Regions from separate parts of the Homo sapiens genome. Here region 2 is linked to region 1. A link is a contact called in ENCODE Hi-C or POLR2A ChIA-PET data. All regions are on one chromosome and are shown on one strand. Each heading gives the region's core, a stretch centred on a gene start or an enhancer-like site at or near the end of the contact. The rest is flanking DNA. Distances are from core to core; before and after follow the strand shown.

What was found. Hi-C counts contacts between places; a loop is a spot of excess contacts on that map. ChIA-PET counts read pairs that join two places held with the same protein, here RNA polymerase II (POLR2A). Pooled maps may share reads with other maps.
Region 2: a loop to region 1 is called in a pooled map, with 2.8 times the contacts of the local background. The contact joins two enhancer-like sites. A Hi-C loop is called at or near these places in 1 of 168 maps with a recorded cell type or tissue (HL-60/S4) and 3 of 50 pooled maps. POLR2A ChIA-PET finds 5 or more read pairs at or near these places in 8 of 52 experiments (GM12878, OCI-LY7, PC-3 and 5 more).

What each region holds. Positions count from the first base shown.
Region 1 is chr3:56,720,199-56,726,946 of GRCh38, forward strand. No RefSeq gene overlaps it. Among named protein-coding and RNA genes, the nearest start is that of TASOR, 40 kb to the left of the region's middle. Within about 2 kb of position 5,198, at least 6 of the 41 ENCODE cell types and tissues checked have a DNase peak (open chromatin) inside an H3K27ac peak, as active enhancers do.
Region 2 is chr3:56,984,060-56,991,313 of GRCh38, forward strand. It overlaps a transcript of ARHGEF3 not described here. Among named protein-coding and RNA genes, the nearest start is that of ARHGEF3-AS1, 48 kb to the left of the region's middle. Within about 2 kb of position 4,997, at least 7 of the 41 ENCODE cell types and tissues checked have a DNase peak (open chromatin) inside an H3K27ac peak, as active enhancers do.

The DNA.
Region 1 (6,748 bases), core at 3,948-6,447:
ACCCACCAATTCCAGACACAATGCCTCTCTGATACTCTTTTCATTTTAAAATCCTCTTTTCTCCATGTTTCACTTTCAATAATTTTTATTGCTGTCTTTTTCACTAGTATTTTCTTCTGCAATGTCTAAACTATTCTTAATCCCATCCAGTGTATTTTTTTTTTTCTTTTTGAGACAGAGTTTTGCTCTGTCAGCCAGGCTGGAGTGCAGTAGCACAGTCTTGGCTCACTGCAACCTCCGTTTCCCAGGCTCAAGCAATTCTCCTGCATCAGCCTTCCCAGTAGCTGGGATTACAGGCATGTGCCACCATGCCCAGCTAATTTTTGTATTTTTAGTAGAGACGGGGTTTCACCATGTTGGCCAGGATGGTCTCGAACTCCTGACCTCAGTTAACCTACCTGCCTCGGCCTCCCAAAGTTTTGGGATTACAGGCTTGAGCCACCGCACCTGGCCATATTTTTCATCTCATTGATGGTAATTTTCATCTGTAGAAATTATATTTGGGTCTTTTTTCATCTCTTTCGTGTTTCTACTTAACATTAAAAATATGGAATACAGCTATAACAACTGTTTTAACATCCTTGTTGGCTAATTCTAACATTTCTGTCAGGTCTAAGTCAGTTTGGATTGGTTTTTATGTTTTTCTTCTATGGGTTGTGTTTTCCTGCTTTGCATGTCTTGTAGTCTTTCATTAGATGGCAGGCACTGTGAATTTTACCCTATTCAGTGCTGGATAATTTTGTATTCCCATAAATATTGTTGAGCTTTGCTCCAGGATGCAGTTAGGTTACTTGGAAACAATTTGATACTATTTGGTCTTTAAGATTTATTAGGTTGGACCAGAGCAGTGTTTACTCTAGGACTAATTATTCTCCACTACTGAAACTAGACCCTTCTGAGTACTTTACCCAATGCCCTGTGAATTATATTCTTCTAGTCTGGTTTGTGAGAATAGGCACTATTCCAAGCACTATGTGTGTTCTAATTTTTTTAGGGTATTTCCCCTCAGCCTTGGGTATTTTCTTCACATGTATGCACTTTTCAATACTCTGCTTAATACCTGAGGGGGACTCTCTACAGTAATCTCTGAGGTTGTCTCTCCATGGACTGCTCTCCTCTTTGTTCTGTAAACTGTAGCTGCCTTGGTCTCCCTAAACTCTCAGCTCCAAAACTTCCACTCAGGAAGTTCACTGGAGTCTACCTGGGATCCCCCTCTGATATAGTTTGGATGTCTGTCCCTTCCAAATCTCATGTTGAACTGTAATCCCCAATGTTGGAGGTGGGGCCTAGTGGGAGGTGTTTGGACCATGAGGGCAGATTCCTCATGAATGTCTTGGTGTCATCCTCACAGTAATGAGTTATCTGAGTTCACACAAGATCTGATTGTTTAAGAGTCTGGAACTTCCTCCTTGCTCTCTCACTCTCTCCTGACATGTGACACGCTGGCTCCCCTTCACCTTCTGTCATGATTGGAAGCTTCTTGAGGCCCTTACCAGAAGCAGAGGGCAGCACTATGCTTCGTGTACAGCCTGCAGAACCATGAGTCAAATAAACTTCTTTTCTTCATAAATTAACCAGGCTAGGTATTCCTTTATAGCAATGCAAATGGACACCCTCCCTGTGCTGTGTCCTGAAATCCCTTTCAAGACTGGAAGTTGGAGCAATTGCAGGGCTCACCTCATTTATACCTCTTCTCTTAGGGTCACTGTCCTTCATTGCCTGATGTCCAGTGTCTTCAAAGCTATAGCTTTATAGGTTTTTTCATCTTTTTGTTTTTATTTCAGTTGCAAAGGCAAATCTGGTGCCTGTTACTCCATCATGGCTAGAACTAATTACTTTTCTTTTTTTTTTGAGATGGAGTCTCGCTCTGTTGCCCAGGCTGGAGTGCAGTGGTGCAATCTTGGCTCTCTGCAACCTCCGCCTCCCGGGTTCAAGAGATCCTCCTGCTTCAGCCTCCCAAGTAGCTGGGACTACAGGCATGCACCATCATACCTAGCTAATTTTTGTATTTTTAGTAGAGACGGGGTTTCACTATGTTGGCCAGGCTGGTCTTAAACTCCTGACCTCAGGTGATCCTCCCAACTTGGCCTCCTAAAGTGCTGGGATTACAGGCATGAGCCACTGCGGCCGCCTTTTTTTTTTTTTTTTTTTTTTAAAGACAGTGTCTTGCTCTGTCACCCAGGCTGCAGTGCAGTGGCTTGATTTTGGCTAACTGCAAACTCTGCCTCTTGGGCTCAAGTGATCCTCCCATAGTGCTGGGATTACAGGCATGAGCTACCACAACCGACCTAGAACTAATTACTTTTAAAGAAGTTTAAATAGTAAGAAAAGCCTCTCCTATTTTCTGACATAGTTGCATTTTTAGTGCTCTTCATTCTGTTGTTTGGATCCATATGTCCACAGGGTATCATTCTGTTTCTCTTCAAAGAAAGTCCTTTTAACATTTCTTGTAGTGGAGGTCTGCTGGTGATGAATTCTTTTAGCTTTCATATGCCTGAAAAAGTATTTTGCCTTTGTTTTTGAAATACGCTTTCATTTATCTTCCCAGAAAACAATCCATCACGATAACAAAAAATAGAAACACAAAACCCATCTTTGATGATTCCAAAGATCTGTTTATCCTTGGACCACAACATTTGAAAATGGAAAGCAAATGGTGAAATAACATAAATGATGACAATAGTAGACATATATGTTTACTATATCAGGAACCAGTATCTATCAGGGGCTCAGCAGCATACTCAAATATCACATATTCAAATTAGGAGGTTTTAATAAAGGGACAGTACACAAAGTTTGGGCAGTGTGTAGGGACAATACAATATCCTGGGGCTAGTGACAGTGGGGTTGTTACCATACTAGGCTAGAAGGGTTACAGGAATTCAGAGAGGACTCCTTGAGAGAAGCTGTGACCTCACGATAAGAGATGCAACCAGCCCAAGGAAATCCTCCAGGTGGGAGCTGGAGGAATGAATACTCTAAACTCACTCTTCTCCCTCTCACTGATATAATGACAGGATTTTCACTGGGCCAAACCAAACCAGAAACGTCAGGCAGGAGAGCCCATGATGAAGTACACACAGAAGAGTGAATCAGGGTGCATAGTGGATTTGGAGAAGTAAACAAAAATACGGGGCATAGCCCCATTCTAAGGTTTTTTTTTTTTTTTTTTTTGAGACGGAGTCTCGCTCTGTCGCCAGGCCGGAGTGCAGTGGTGTGATCTCGGCTCACTGCAACCTCCACCTCCCAGGTTCAAGCAATTCTCCTGCCTCAGCCTCCTGAGTAGCTGGGACTATGGGCACGCCACCACACCCAGCTAATTTTTTGTATTTTAAGTAGAAATGGAGTCTCACCATGTCAGCCAGGATGGTCTCGATCTCTTGACTTCGTGATCCGCCCGCCTCAGCCTCCCAAAGTGCTGGGATTACAGGTGGGATTACAGGCATGAGCCACCATGCCTGGCCCATTCTAAGTACTTTGGATGTATTACTACATTGAATCCTCCCCCAAATCCTATTAATTACCATTATTATTCCCAGATAAACAATGAAAGATGAAGGAAAATTCAACTGAACTGTGACATCTTCTGAGAGTTCAGAGAAGACACTGCCTTCATTAAATAAAAATAAGGGTGCTTTAAGTATAGAAAGAATGATAGAAAAACTTATAGTAGAAAAAAAAACTGATGGCAACCCTCTCCTCAAATTAATAGAAGGATCTGAAGACAAAGGTGAGGAAATCTCCTTGAGAGTTGAACAAAATATAAATAAATAAAAAGTAAGAATAAAGAGATTAAGACTATTTGAAAATCAATCCAGAAGTTAAGGCATAAAATCCAGAAGGTTCATCTCTCTTTCTGGAATTCCTGAAAGAGAAAATAGAAAATTGTGGGAATGAAAATATGTAAGAAAAAAAAATACAAGAAAAAATTCCAAATTATCTGGATTGAAAAGTCTCTCCAGGTATATAGTACAACGAATGAAAAAGACCCAGGCCAAGGCCACACTTTTGAGAAATTTCACATGTACGGTTTATTTTTTTTTATTTTTTGAGACAGAGTCTCACTGTGTTACCCAGGCTGGAATGCAGTGGTGCAATCTGTGCTCACTGCAACCTCCACCTCCCAAGTTCAAGTGATTCTCGTGCCTCAGCCTCCTGAGTATCTGGGATTACAGGCGCCTGCCACCATGCCCAGCTAATTTTTCATATTTTTAATAGAGACGGGGTTTCACCATGTTGGCCAGACTGATCTTCAACTCCTGGTCTCAAGTGATCTGCCCTCTTCGGCCTCCCAAAGTGCTGGGATTACAGGCATAAGGCACCATGCCTGGGCAACATGTACAAATTTAAAAGTGATTATTAAATAACAATGAAAACTACTAGCTCTTAGTATCTTTTTAAAAAGTGATTTCACATACAGTCTCACATTTAAATGGGCTTGAAGGGTCCAGTGTCCCTGGCAACAGAGAATAAAACACTTGTAGGATGTCATTTTCAAACCTTTCACAGATGAGAGAGCACAGTTCATTAATACCTAGGTATGTTTGCATGTGGACAAGCTTTGGAATGCATGTCCAGTTTCCTAGGCTAAGTGATTAGCTCTTAAAGATACAGTGCATGACTTCTAATTCCTTGCTATTCCCTCACGTCAACTGAAAACTGCTTTGACTAGGTAGGTCTGTGCAGCTGACTGATATATGAACCAAGCCTGGAGAAAGGAGATATGATGTCATGAGCATTTTTTTTTCCAACTTGTTTCCCTCAATACCCTTCAGGTACAGTGAATACGGTCACCTTTTCTCACTGTGTGCTCATGCGGACAAGGTTTTAAATTTTGATGATTGTCAGATTTTTACTGGTAGGTTTGGGCTTGGGTAACCCTCTTCCCTTCCAATAGTGTAGTTCTAGAATTCTGTCAATAAACAAGCTAGTGTGAATTAATTGAATCAGCTGCATCAATAAGGGGGGGTATTCAGTGTCTTCTCTCCTCAATGCCAAGGGGAACCAGGTGAGTGAAACTGATTGGCCAGACAGTTTCTTTGCCAAATCTTTGAGAGTCCTCAGGCTTTGGGAGAATTAGTAAAAAACGGACATGGACAGAATGTAAATGGAAAGTTGAACAGGCTCTTCACCAAGATGGTGGGTTGCAGTTTCCTGCAGCCACACAGTCTTTGTTGAAACAGGGCTGTGGTTATGAAGAGTTGTGCATTCTTAGCTGCCGCAGACTGTGCTGGGAATGGAAACTAAAGCAGTCAGTGGCGGTGACCACAACCCAGAAGCTGAAACCATGCTCTAATTTTACAGAAAATTGCTAGTTCTGGCTCTGTTCATTGCTTATGAGTTTTCATTTAGACTGCAAGGATTACATCTAGTTGTATGTGAAATAACATCTTGAAAATTGACTGAAGAAAAACCATTTAGCCCTCACTCATTTGTACTAACCCACAAAATGTCAGTACAAACATCTTCTAATATACTGTAAGATACATCCTTTAGCATTGACAGTCAGTACAATTATAGGAGTGAAAAACAGAGGGAATAGCCAAAGCAGCAGTGAGAAAAGAGGACGGACAAAAAAGATGAGGAGGAGGAGGAAGAAAAAAATTAGGAGAAGCGACTTTGCATTTGGGAAAAAATTTGGACTTATATTTATTTATGTGAATATCTTGCCAAATTTGGGAATTAACAGTATGTTAAAGAAAATGGTGAGAGCTGGCCGGGCGTGGTGGCTCAGGCCTGTAATCCCAGCACTTTGGGAGGCCGAGGCAGGCAGATCACAAGGTCAGGAGATCGAGACCATCCTGGCTAACACGGTGAAACCCCGTCTCTACTAAAAATACAAAAAATTAGCCGGGCGTGGCAGCGTGCGCCTGTAGTCCCAGCTACCTGGGAGGCTGAGGCAGAAGGATGGCATGAACCCAGGAGGTGGAGCTTGCAGTGAGCTGAGATCGCACCACTGCACTCCAGCCTGGGTGACAGAGCGAGACTGTCTCAAAAAAAAAAAAAAAAAAAAAAGAAAAAGAAAAAAAAGAAAATGGTGAGAGCTTATTGTAAAGATAAGACTAACTACCAGCCTTATTGGGCCAATGTGCTATTGAGAATTGGCTACTAACAGCTTAAAAATGTTTAGCCTTTTCATCTAAAAAACCTCACTCATTGTGGGACAGAGTACTAATCTTTTTTTTCTTTTTTGAGATAGGTTCTCACTCTGTCACCCAGGCTGGAGTGCAATGGTGTGATCACAGCTCACTGCAACCTCTGCCTCCTAGGCTCAAGGGATCCTCCCGACTCAGCCTCCTGAGTAGCTGGGACTATAGGCACATGCCATCAAGCCTGGCTAATTTTTGTGCTTTTGTAGAGATGAGGTTTTGCCATGTTGCCTAGGCTGGTCTTGAACTCCTGGGCTCAAGTAATTCACCTGCCTTGGCCTCCCAAACTGCTAGGATTAGAGGTATAGCCACTGTGCTCAGACTAGAAAGAGTACTAATCATTTTAATTAAAGTAGACTGAAATTCCAGTAAGAATTTCAAAGTGAAATTTGCCTTCTTTTATTTAGCCTCAAGTTCCTCAACAGTTACCTATATTAGCAGTGAGATTCAACATTTCTTTTCTATAACAACTATGACTTACCACTTGACTTTATACATAGTATGGATTCCAGATAGAGTTATTAAAAGTGAACACATAAATAAGTGAATGAATAGAGAATGCTTGAGAAAACAGATTTTAGAATTATGAGTTCTTGGAC
Region 2 (7,254 bases), core at 3,747-6,246, 260 kb after region 1:
TTTTGTAGGGAAATTCCAGATCTAGTGTTTAAATCCAGCCTCCCATTGTGGATAGCCTCACAGACACACAGCAGCCACAAGAGCTTACACAACCACTGAGCTGCCATCCATGCATGGAAGTCAAAACCACACCGTGGGCTGCAGCCCCCTGCCCACCACCCAGAGACCCCCACAATCTGCCATTTTCCCCTGTGTTTACTTACACACTGGTTCCACTATATAGCAGTAACTCCCCAAGGGCAGGGACCCTGCCTGTCGCATTGATAATTGTTTCTTAGAACCCAGCCCTGTTCCTCAGAGAAGAGCCCCTCAATCCATGATGGATGGATGGTTGGTAAGTGGACAAGCACATGATGGGTAGGTGGGTGGGCGAGTATGTTACAAGGAAGGGAGGGAGGTGGACAAGCCCCGCAAACTGTGATGTCTGATTTGCCCTTGTCATGAGGCAATGATTATATTAAAATACTGGACGAAAAACTAGAATATAAAGTTACATAAATAAACTCACAGGTTTAAAAAAAAAGATAAGGAAAACACTATAATATTGATCGTGGCATAACTTTTTAAAAAATCACTTTGTGCATTTCCCAAATGGACTACAAGTCTGTTTTATAAAGTTCATTTTTAACTGCCAACATGAAACTACATCAAGTGAACATTACTCCCTAGAGTTTTCTAGATTATGAAACACCAAGGGCCTACAGAGGAAAGAAAAATATTTGGATTAGTTTGGCTCTTAGAGTGGACTAGAGAGGGGAGGAAAAGAAAACAGGGGAGGGGAGCCCGGCCTTGGACAGTAGAAAAGGATCCTTCCAGGATCCTTGGTGGCCCCGTAATGACCAATACCTTTGCTACCTGCTATCAGCAAAAGCAACATCAGTTACCCTTCCAGATACTGGAAATCTAAAGTATTATGGGAAGTCATATTTCTTCTGGAGTAAAAGATGGTAGTTTTTTCACCCCTGGCCTATGAATGCTTCTGAAGAAAAGCAAAGAAACACAAGGACATCTTCTAACAGAAACACATGATTTGATTTGATTTTTTTGAGACAGAGTCTCACTCTGTCGCCCAGGCGGGGAATGCAATGGTGCAATCCTAGCTCACTGCAACCTCTGCCTCTTGGGTTCAAGTGATTCTCCTGCTTCAGCCTCCCAAGTAGCTGGGACTATAGGTGCCCGCCACCATGACCAGCTAATTTTTGTATTTTTAGCAGAGAGAGGGTTTCACCATGTTGGCCAGGCTGGTCTTGAACTCCTGGCCTCAGGCGATCTGCCCGCCTCGGCCTCCCAAAGTGCTGGGATTGCAGGCGTGAGCCACCGCGCCCAGCCTTTAAAACACAGGATTTTAAATTGGAATACACATTCTCTTTAAAAATCACTGCTGCTCAGACTGTCCTGGCACTGGGGCAGCCAGAATAGCATTGCACTCGCTACAGGGCGACAATGTGACATATTCATTCGCCGCCTCCACCCCTGAACTGGGGCTCTGCCACATTGGCTGTTCTCCACATGTATTCCACAGACAGGTGGGCAGCAGGGCTCAGGGCCAGCTATTTTGTAAAGACAGATAGGGAAACTGAGGTTCTGAGAGGGGCAGCAGTGCACGGGTCCCTGGGAACAGCATAGCTGAGAGCAGCCTGCGGCCTCGCCCCCTCGATCCCCTCACGCACATTCACCATGCCTCCTGGGCACTGGGCCCTGGCCAGAATGAACAAGCAGGTGAGAGGAAGGCACAGACTCTAACAAATGAGGATGTAAATGGACAACATACCCACAGGTGGGGCTGGGGGTGGGCAAGGGGAATTAGCAGCAAGGGGCAATGTGATGCCGCCTGGCTGGAAGGTCACCAGGGACACTCAGGGAGGTCCCTCTACAACAGGCTGCTGCTGCTGGGCTCCCAGAGAAGGCCCTGTTCAAAGACTCTCAAAGAGCCAGGCCTCAGAAACTTACCAAACATCAATATAGTGCAGTCACAAACACCCCAGCACGCTGCACTCTGCCAGATGCAACTTATTAACATTGTATTTGGGGCTCTGGAGTCTAGGAGGGATGCATGAATCACCAGCAGGGGGAAATTAAATGTAAAAGAAACCACACACCCACAAACTACCAGCAACCTAAAGAGCCCAACAAAAAATCAGGAAGTGCAGGGTCTTTAGGGGTGGACAGATTTGGGGTTTATCCTGCCTCCACCTGCAAAGGCTTCCCAGTGCCCTCAGACTGAATTCTCAGTTGCTTAAAAAGGCCTGTTGTCCCTAATCTCTGCCTCTAGTCTCTGAGACTGAAGGCAGCTCATCCCTCACCAGCCTCCAGAAATCTGAGTTTAACACATACAAAGTCTGGGGCCCCTGGGAGCTGTAGACAGAAAGGTTTGGCAACAGTGGGGAACTGGGATTTGCAGCTGAGGTCAAAGCCAATGTCCTGGCATGGCTGGGGTGACCAAAGGCAAGGACCTGCAGTGATAGAAGAGGCCGGAAGCAACAGCCCTGGGGACGGTGCAGTTGGGAGTAAGGGGTTGGGGGGAAGCCAGCAAATCGAGTGTTCCAGGAGGAGGCGGAGCCAGGACCCAATGCTGTGAAAGGGGAGTCCATGATGAAGACTGCACAAAACCCCCCAACAGCTTTGGCTCTCCAGATGGCTGGTCACCTCGAAGGCAGTTTCAGGGTAGTAGTGGGGGTAGTCACTGGGGAGGAGACAGTAGGTAGGAAAGAAGTGGGGGCAGAAAAGAGGATAAACGCATGCGAATTTTGAAAAAAAAAAAGATAAAAATAAAAATAGGTCTGGAGTGATGGTCATAATCTTAATAGTAATGATGGTCCATGGATATTGAATCCTTACTGCGGGTGAAGTGATGTTTAAAACACTTTGGAGGCCGGGTGTGATGGCTCATGCCTGTAATCCCAACACCTTGGGAGGCCATGATGGGAGGATCACATGAGGCCAGGAGTTCGAGACCTGCCTGGGTAAGATGGCAAAACCCCATCTCTACAAAAATTGAAAAAATTAGCTGGGCATGGTGATGCATGCCTGTAGTCCCAGCTACTAGGAAGGCTAAGATGGGAGGATCCTTTGAGCCCAAGAGGTCAAAGCTGCAGTGAGCTGTGATCGTCCCACTATACTCCAGCCTGGGTGATGGAGTGAGACCCTGACTCAGAAAACAAACAAACAAGTAACTCTGGGTTGCCAACGCCTCATTATAGTCCATACTTTCTGGACAGATTCTGTTAACATCACCATCTTGCAGATGAGGAATCTGGGGCATAATCATGTGCCGGCCACAGGGAGAGCAGAGCTCTGACTTCAGGGCTCCCCCTCTTTGTCTCTCAACTGTTACCAGCACCAGCACTGGGCTGAGCTCTGGGCAATGCAACGGCTGAGCAGGAGTAGGAGGGAAGTGTTTGGCACAGGAGGCTCCAGGCCCAATCTGCAGGCAGGAGGGAAGGAGCTGCTGGAAAGAGAAACAGAAGATGAAAGGGACTCTGGGGACGGGGTGATGAACACTCCTGGGCATGCCCTTAGCTAAGAGCCACTACACTGGGGTTTTGCTGAGAGCTTCTCAGCAGCAGAAACCTTGGGTCAAGCCCAATCCTACATAAACCTGGTAGAAGCAGAGTTGATCTAGAAGGAAGGAAAGGAAGGAGCCAGCCCCACTAACCTCACTCCCCCTACCGTGCACAGCCAATCCTGCAGCCACTAAGAGACCACCTCAGGAACATGGACACCTCAGGGCCTCCACTCACAGCGTATGCTCTCTGAGGGCTGGCTGGCTTTCTCTTCCTTTTCAATTTTCAAGTATTTGATTAACACATTCAAAACTAAAATAATTAAAATTAGCCAGAGATGCACTGTGTCTTGTGTGCACACCACTGGCTTACCACCTGATGTCCAGAGCATAAATGGGACTCCACAAATGGGTGACAGACAGGTATGGGCAACAGCTCTGAGGGGTCAACCTGGCTCCTCCTTCACCTGCTAAGTGACCCTCAGCAAGTACCTGACCCTCACAAAACCTCAGAAGTTCCAGCAGTTCCCCACCTCTTGGGACTTTAAGAGGGTTGTTTTGTTTTCTTTGGTTTTGTGTTTTGTTTTTGTTTGTTTGTTTTGAGATGGAGTCTCACTCTGTCGCCCAGGCAGGGGAGTGCAGTGGCGCGATCTTGGCTCACTGCAACCTTCGCCTCCCAGGTTCAAGTGATTCTCCTGCCTCAGCCTCCTGAGTAGCTGGGACTACAGACGCACGCCACCATGCCCAGCTAATTTTTTTGTATTTGTAGTGGAGACGGGGTTTCACCATGTTGGTCAGGCTGGTCTTGAACTCCTAATCTCGTGATCCACCCGCTTCGGCCTCCCAAAGTGCTGCGATTACAGGCATGAGCCACCCCACCTGGCCTAAGAGAGTTAAATAAGCTAGTAGTCATAAAAGTGCCCAGCACATGATAAGAGCACAATAAATGTCACCTGTCATTATTATTAATAGCATCAACAAGATTAAAAGTATGTTGGCAGGGAGAGGAAGAATCCACAGGAAAGAATTAAAGTGTCCCCATGGGAAGCACAGTGCCCTGCATGTCCCAGTGTTGTTCCCTACTAGGACTGGCCAGTGAATGCTCTGGTTTTTGCAACTGTCTCTTTAATTTTTGTACCAAAGGGAGGCAGGGCCCAGACCATGGAGGTGTGAAGCTCACGAGTTTGGCAGGCTGGGCTCATCTGGAGCCCAGTATTAATTAATTGGTGTTTATGCAACAGTATGTGCCCATCTGGCCCCGTTTCTGTCTGAATCTTGTGCTCAGAACCTTGGAGAATGCATCTCCCTCATGACTTTTCTAGACTTTGATGCCCAGACAACAGCAGATGCGGGTGTTAAAATAATAGCACCAACACTGCAACTCTAAAAGGGGAAGGTACCCTCTTGAGGACTCAAAGTTAAATTACAAATAGCTGGAAGACAATTTTTTCCAGGGCTCCTGCAGCCACTGAACGTTTCCAAGGAGAAAGACAGCACCGATTGTGAGTGAAGAGTGCCCTCTGCTGGCCGGTATTAGAAAACTTCAGTTGATTACTTCGTCCATGCCTCCCGGAGGGCTCCAGCTCCGCTGCCGGGTGGCAAGTCTCAAGTACCCTATTTAGTTCTTTTTTAAAATCTGAACTGAAAACAAAAAGTCTTCTTTTCCTAAAAGGATAAGAGATGAAAGAAAGGACAAGGTCAAGGAGCATTTTATTCCACTCCTCGCTTGCGTTTTTTTTTTGCTGGTGCACTAGAAATGGCCCTGTGGATGCTGTAGCGTGACATCTGCCTCAGAGAATACAAGTAACTTGGGGAGAGCAATCAAGTGTCCACAGGTGGCCCACAGCAGTGCCCCATTTCCATTTTAAGAGGCTGTCCTCTTGACTAGACTCCAAAGTGTACAGAGAGACACTCCGAGCCAAAACTGCTGCTTCCTTGCAGAAAACCCCAGCAGGTCTGTGCCCAGGGGGCAGGGGGCTCCTGGTGGCTGAGCAATCACAGTGGCTGAGAGCTGGCGCTGGATGGGTTGCTCTAGAATCATCCAGCCTGTGACACACGCCCAGACTCAAGCCCAGGACAGCACTCATCTGGCCTCTAGTAAGGCTGCTGCCTCCCCACAGCTGGGGCCCTCGTGGATTCCAGCCCCAGCACCACCCCTGCCCCACTCCCTAGGAACAACCCTGACTTCATCAGTGAGTTCTAACTCTCCTGGCTTTCTGCTCACTCAGACTTTACGCACGGGAGCCAACCTGGCTGAGCTTCAAACCCCTTCATCACTTCACAGCTGCAAGATGTCCCCATTGTGAACTTGACTTTCCTCCTCTGGAACAATAATGGGAGCCGCTATTTACCAAAGGTCCACTAACTGCCAGAAACTTCAAAGTAATCCTCATGACCACGCTATGGGACTGTGAGGGAGCTGATCTCCCCGAATCAAGGGCAAGAATTATTTAAAACAATGACGCTACCCAGCTTCGCTACCCAGCTTCCCAGCTTCGCTACCCAGATAAGGAAAGGCTCTGCCCCATCTACCATCTTCTTCCCTCCATTATGCAGTCTGAGTTCATCAGTTTCCATATGCAAAGTGCATTAATCAGAGGGGAGAGAAACAAGGACAGAGAGAGAAAAGAGAATACCAGAGGTGGGGTAGAAGAGGAAAGTCTTCTGGGGCAAAGCAAATGGAAGGAGAACTTTAGCAGAGTCCAGGGAAGGGCAAGAGAGGTTTCAGAACACCTGCAAGGTGGCTGGGCCATGGCTCACGCCTGTAATCCCACGACTTTGGGAGGCCAAGGCAGATGGATCACTTGAGGTCAAGAGTTCGAGACCAGCCTGGCCAATATGGTGAAACTCTGTCTCCACTAAAAATACAAAAATTACTTGGGCGTGGTGACGTGCACGTGTAATCCCAGATACACTCGGGAGGCTGAGGCAGGAGAATCACTTGAACCCGGGAGGCAGAGGTTGCAGTGAGCTGAGATCATGCCACTACCTGAGAGTAGTTTCCTAAAAGAGTTGGTATTGGTTATAAAATGGATCCCCCTTGACTATTCTTTGAGAGACACAAATAAAAAGAACTGCCTTTATTGTTAGCTAATGGATTTCAAATCTCTGAATGTAACCAAAGCCTAAGTCTGGAGGATTGTGGACTTTGCTATTTGCTTAGATTACATTACAATTTTATAGGTAAAAAAACAGGCGGAGACAGCCAGTAACTTGCTAAGGGTCACCCAGCTCATGAATGGCAGAGCTTAAATTCAACATCTCCACAACCCCAGCTCTATCTGTGAGGCTCTCTGCCTCTGAACCAGAGGAACAATAATCCTGCCTAAGGGGTCAGGTGAGGGGTGAGCGTGAGATGAGCCGTGTACACTCAGCTTTGCACAATGAATTGCACACTGTGGGTGAAGCCACAAATAACAGTCCCTTTCCTTCCCCTCCCTTTGTCCTAATCACCGAATTCTCCCTTGTTCTTAAGACCCAGTTCCTGCTTGATAACCTAGTTCTCACTGCTAGATTCCTGCCATGTCTTTTACCGCCCCAAGCCCTGTTTGGGTAACTGCCCCATTACCCTAGTCCCTCTCAGGCTGCTCACAGCTGGTCTTCCGACCCCAGACTCCTCCAGCATGAAGGCTGAGGTTCAACTTCCTAGTGGAAGGCTTTTCCTGTATTAATACCCTGGCCACTCACATGCCTGAGGATCCAACCTTTCCCCATTTGCTCATTCATTCAAGAAACAGTCACTAGTTCCTCCT